Linked DNA regions of Homo sapiens: region 1 is linked to region 2. Evidence: chromatin loops called from intact Hi-C (ENCODE). Cell type or tissue: PC-9. All regions are shown on one strand. Each heading gives the region's core, and the rest is flanking DNA. Links, peaks and the distances in the headings are about the cores only.

What was found. A loop is a pair of places that touch in the nucleus more often than their neighbours do. Peaks named below come from ENCODE experiments on the same cell type or tissue, not always from the same donor. Only the 100,000 strongest peaks of a DNase experiment are listed, where the experiment ranks them.
Region 1: it touches region 2 in a loop (18-fold over the local background); 2 of 110 quality-filtered maps call a loop at or near these places.

Annotation. Positions count from the first base shown.
Region 1 is chr5:57,493,089-57,496,004 of GRCh38, reverse strand. RMEL3 (enriched in melanoma 3) reads right to left here. Exons shown (of 4, transcript NR_186596.1): 2 at 1,780-1,930. Among named protein-coding and RNA genes, the nearest start is that of ACTBL2, 12 kb to the right of the region's middle. RefSeq lists enhancers at 1,054-1,113, 512-1,711. In PC-9, for the core only: no CTCF peak of the experiment used is centred there; DNase peaks (open chromatin) are centred at 1,184 and 1,724; H3K4me3 peaks cover 585 bases; H3K27ac peaks cover 2,319 bases.
Region 2 is chr5:58,092,948-58,095,863 of GRCh38, reverse strand. No RefSeq gene overlaps it. Among named protein-coding and RNA genes, the nearest start is that of LINC02101, 28 kb to the left of the region's middle. In PC-9, for the core only: no CTCF peak of the experiment used is centred there; a DNase peak (open chromatin) is centred at 1,623; H3K27ac peaks cover 2,500 bases.

The DNA of each region.
Region 1 (2,916 bases), core at 157-2,656, 600 kb after region 2:
CCCTTAACCTTTAAAAGCAAGGCAATAAAAAGCTGACTGGAAGCTCTGTGCCTTAAGGAGACAGGCTGCTCTGTAGGATGATTTGGCTGGGCTTTTGATTGAGGGATCCCTAAAGTTGATATCTGTATGCCTTTCCAATTAGGCTCATCCACCCTCTTGCCTAAGGGATAAAAGCCTGGCTGCCAGCATGTTCTTGAAGGCAGGTTGGGAAAGGAGGCTGAGGACCTCTCTATGCACTATGTAGACTTTTACATAATTCCTCTGTGGAGTCTATTTTACAACAGATGTGGTTTTATAATACAAATTAGCTCCTACGCAGTTGGTAAATAGAAAAATTATGTCAGTATAATGCAGAATTAATTTATATGCAATACTTCCTCTGCTCAAGAAAACAGGATGTGGAGCAGAAGTATAACCTTCGGTAGGAAAGGAAAAAGTTTTTAATGGTTGCTGCTCTGGCAATAGAAACCGTTTGCCTGTGGTTTGAAAATTAAAAACAAGTACTTAAACCTGGGCTTCACCCTCGAAGCGGCTACACCCCACACCTGTGGGACTCTTGACTCCTGGCAGGTGGTATTGTCTCTGTGGCACCTTCAGGGCAGCCACACTGACTGAGAAGGCCACTTCTACTGCATTGTCGGAGTTCCTACCAGCTCTGCTCTTGTGTATGTGTTACTAACATTCTCTCTCAATTATTCCTCTGACTTCACAACAATTGTAACAGGCCCCAGCCACACGCAGCCTGCCTCAATAGTACAAGTTAATTTCCTGAGTATCAATTATTGTCTTTACTAGTGCTTTGCATAAGTTGTGAATTTTCTACCTCAATCTTTTTTTGCACATGGCCTTACTTTTTGTGTGCAAGTTTGAAAACTGAATTTTTCAGGAATCTCATCCTTATTGTGCCTTAAGCTTGTTTCCAAAACTGGCCACAACTCTTTCTTTCCCTGTAGCCACGTTCCTTTGCAATGTGACTTTGCAGCCCTGTCCATCAAGAGGTAGACCCTATCCCTCCCCAGCTCTTGAATCTGAGCTACACTTGTGACTTGCTTTGCCCAACTGAATGCATAGAAGAGACACTGTGTCAGTTCCAAGCCTAGGCCTCAAAAGTCTTTGCATGCCTCGACTAGCCCTCTTGGAACCCTGCCCAGCCACAATGTAAGAGCCTGGGCTTTGCCTACAGGAGGAGAGCAGACCACATTCACCAGAAGTGAGTCAGCCCGGCTTTCCCAGCTAAAGCTTCAGAGATAAGGGGCAGGGTTGGGGAGGAGTTCTCTGATGAATTTGCTTTTTTATCCGTATCTTCAGCCTATTTCCCTGTTTCTGACCCTAATTTGTCCCCACTTTTGGAAGTTCCTAGGTTTCCATTACTGAGTCTTTCTGGGACTCTAGTAAGACCACTTTTGCTTCTGGGCCTCCCCCACTCCCATGGAGGCTCTGTTTCCTCAGGGCTGAGTTACCACTGGTTCACCTCTCTCTTGCTTTAAAAATGTTATTGCTGTTATTGTTATTGTCCTGCTCTCTTTATCATTGTTTTTAATGTCTTTTTATTTCCTTACTGCAAAGTTTAGTGGTGTTTGGAGAGAACATGTAGATAAACCCAAGTGTTTAATCTGCCAAACTTAACAAGAAGTCTCCTCACTTCATTTTACAGATGAGGAAACAGAAGTCTATGAAGCTAAGTGGCTTGCCCAAAGCCACCTGAGTAATTAGTAAAAAATCTGAAACCACCTAGAATTCTGGAACCACTCCAATGTTCTTTTCTCTATTCCATGCTACCTTTGCAATTATGTCAGGAAGCCCATCTGATGGAACGAAATCCTCCCCTCATTGAATGTCTGTAGATTTCTTCTGTGCACATAAGATTCTGCAGTGCCATCGTCTGTTCCAGCCTTGACAAATACAGTGAGAAGCCAATTCAATCAGCATTCTAAAATATACAATAAAAGCATATTACTTTTCCCTGCTGATGTTTAAACCATCATCCACATAGAATTGCAAATTTTTGTATGCTCGCAGATTATGTGTAAACTCTCAGGCACAAATTAGAAACTATTCCATCAGTGTTTAAAATTCTAACTACATAAACAAATGCCTGTGCTCTAAACTGAAACAAATTGCAAGGTATACAACGTAGCCTTGTTGGACAGGGCAATGACTTTCAAGCCAGTAAGAAATGGCCAGAACAGGTGCTTCAGAATATGCTAATAACCTTTCCTGACATCCAATGGCCCACAGATATCTAGTTACAGGTATCTAGTTTCTGCCTATAAGCATCACTGATTATGCAGAAGAGCCTGCTTCAGATGTCAGGGTCACTTATGCGAAGCCTTCATATCATCTCCCAGCCCATTCCGGGGATGTGCTCAGCATCTCCACACAACTCCAGTGGGCATCAAGTCAGTGTGGAGCATCATAGGAGCACACAGAACATCCCATACCTCCAAACCCCAGGAGTAAAAAAGCACTACATCTAGATAGGTAAGAGACATCTCCTGTCTTGTCTCTTCACATCTAGACACTGCCTAAATCAATGAATCCCAAAAAACAATTTAGCTTCCATAGAGAATGTTGCCACACCTGACACAATAGAATGAGCCTCTGCCTGGTTTACAGAACTCAAACCACTCAAGTCAAACACTAGATATTTGCTTCAGTGTCTTTCACCAATTGTCTACCTCACTTTAGCCATCCCAAGCTTCCTTTTCTTGTGCTAACAATAGATTCCTACCCAATACATGGGGTTGGCTCAGTACCCATTAGGATACCTGCCAGGAATGTTGTGCTACCATTCTTGACCCTGCTTCACAGTGAATAGGCTCCACTGACCAGAGCTGAGCAAGCATCCTGGAGAGTCACAGAAAATGCAACGAGTGTTGCTAATATTTTGTCCAATTTTTGCTCTTACCATGCAAA
Region 2 (2,916 bases), core at 166-2,665:
TGGGAGTTTCTCTCTCTCCTGTTGGATGATTTCCTTGTAAAACTAGGAGCTGGGTGGGGCTATGCTCTATCTCCTGGGCATCATACCACGTCTCTGGGGCAAAGAAATTGGTTGGTAAATTGCTGCTATATGTTCTCTTTTGAAAGGTTGGAAGAATAGGGGATTTTAGGAGAGCACTGGAAACTCATGAGGACAGAAACCATTTGGCGCTTCAGGCACAGTGCCTGGTACAGAGGAGACGCTGCTCAAGGATGCTCATTTACTGCCTGATAGTCCCTGCCTTGGGCTCTAAAGGATCTAAAGGGCACCACACAGTCTCTGCCCTCAAGAGCTGATGGGGACACAGATAAATAAACAGGGAATTATGTCAAGTTGTCATGGCCTAAAGACATTGTATAAGCACACTCAAGTGAGCACCTGGGTCAGTAAAGTCTTCTCAGAAAGTTCCATCTAGGTGAGGTCTAAAGAATAAATAAAAGGTATCCAGAGACTGTAGGAGAGAACCCTTGAGGACAGTGCTTTATAAAATTGGAAGCACCTAGAGAACTTTAAAAAAAGTACTGATGCTTGAGTCCCATGCTTAGAGATTCCGATGTAATGGCTTTGAATGTAGGCGAGCATTGGGATTTTAAATGTTTCCAGGTGAATTTAATGTGCAGCCAAGGGTGAGAACCTGAGCTGGTGACTCTTGATACAGGCTGGGTTTTAAACCTGGGAAACTTTCAGTCTACCCCAGAGATTCCCAAGCAGTTTGTCAGGGACACAGGTATCTCAAATGATTCTCTGCGGTTGAGAATCACTGCCTTAGGTGTTACTGGTAGCGCGTGCAAGGGTTAGAAACAGAAAATGTGACCAATTCTATGGTTGGGATGTAAGGAGCAAAAGTAGACTATAAAAGAGAGGGAGGGCCTAGATTATGAGGAAGCTGTTAGCCAAATTATTATATTTGACCTTAATTTGAGGGATGATACATAGTGAGTGAAATGTTTAAGAAAAGGAAGTGGCAATGTAACATTTGCTTCCAAGACTGGATGCAGGAAGGAAGGCCAGGAGTGCCTTTGGTTGGAAGAAATTCAGGAGCAGAACAATGAAGATTTGGGATGTTGGACAGGGGACCCAGATATTTTTGGCTCCAATCTCTTTACTTTCAGAGGGAAATTTGGAAAATCAACTTAGTTTTTCTGTTCTTATTTAAGTGCTCTAAGGTAAAGAAAAGCATCATTTGTCATCCTCCACAGGACCTCCTACAGGATGGTAGCAGGTAAGGAAGAGGCTGTCTGGAAAGCTCCTGAAGTGGAGGAGCCCACAGCCCTCCAGAAGAGCCCATGGCCTCCAAGGGAGAGTGGGCAATCAAGACAGACTGAGATGTTACAGAACTGACATGCAAGAACTGCATTAAACATTCTCCTGGTGTGCACTTAGTTGTAAAGAATATCTTTGTCCTCCTTGTATTTACTCTTGTAAACTTGGCTCCCAGGGTTTCTCTCCTTGGGATTGTTCAGGAAAAAAAGAGGACATGAGAAAGGATGCTCATGGCACTCTGTCTTTCCTTGGCCATTGCTCAAGCTGAGAAAATAGCCCTGAGCCTTTTATGACTCAGAAGTTTGAGGAAAGAGAAGGTGGCCGCTCATGGGAAAATGATGACTTGTCATCACTCAGCAAAACATGTCATAAGAATAGAGCGTGAGGAACACCTGCACACATCCTGTACACATCCTTCCTGTGGGCGCTGCCGCTCGTGAGCCTGCTGAAATCAGCATAAGCCAACTCAAGAGGCTATCTTTGCCTTCCCTTAAGTTACAGCTGAGAAATGTCACAGTGGCTTGGCATGCAAGGTGACTGATGCTGCTGAAATAAGCCTGTGGGCTCTTTCAAAGCCTCGTCCCATGAAATTAATATTAAGTAATTACATATTAAAGGATTTCAATAACTTTTATGAAAATTGAGAAACTTGCATCAGTATGAAGATGCATCTGCTGAGAAAAGAGTCCTTGTGGTCCTCAGGTGCAGGATTCATTGTGTTCTAAGGGAGGCCAATAGAGTCAGGAAGGACCTCCATTGCCAGCGCTATGGAAGCCTGGTCCAGATTTTCCAGATGGATGAGACCCACTAGCTCTTTGCATTAAGGTTTTAGCATGGCTCTTGGCTTTTCACACTTACGTAAAACTTCTATTAGGTCAAAAGACAGAGTGCCTTGCCCTTTTAATGACTCAGTTAACAATAACTGATGCCGTTTATTGATCTTCATGCCATGTGCTTTGAAAACATTACTTCACTAATCTTTCCAACAATCCTGCAAGTTACTATTATTATTTCCAGTCTTTTTTTGCTGAGACTGAGACATGGAGAGGTTGAGATTTCTTCTACAATTGTAGGCTTTCGTCTACAATTAATTAGCTTTCCTACAGCAACTCTGTATCTCTTTTCTCCTGGAAACCAAGTCCCCGGAACCCAAGGCTAGAATAGAATTTAAGTAAAAATGTACTGTTCACAGAATTAACCCCTTCCCCAGTACCCAGCTTTACCTAAAAGTAGTCATCCCTTCATTGATTCACAGGCGATGTAATGACCAACATCTTTGATTCAGACAATGGGATGCAGTGATTAACTTGGTAGTTTCCCTGCTCCCATAGAATTTGTTGTCTGGTTTGGGTAAGACAGTAAAAAAAAAAGTTAAATAAATATTTGAGACACATTTGGAGTGATAAATGCTGTGAAGGCAAACAGAAAAAGAGGAAAGGATAGAAAGTGATTTTGGTGAGGAGAAAGGATGAACTGGGTGGTGAAGAAAGGCTTCCCTGATGAATTCCATTTGAGCTAGGGAAGGACTGATGAGAAGGAACCAGCACGTGAATGACTCTGGAGAGAGCATTCTAAAGAGAGGAAACGGCGTGTGCAAAGGCATGGAGACAGGAA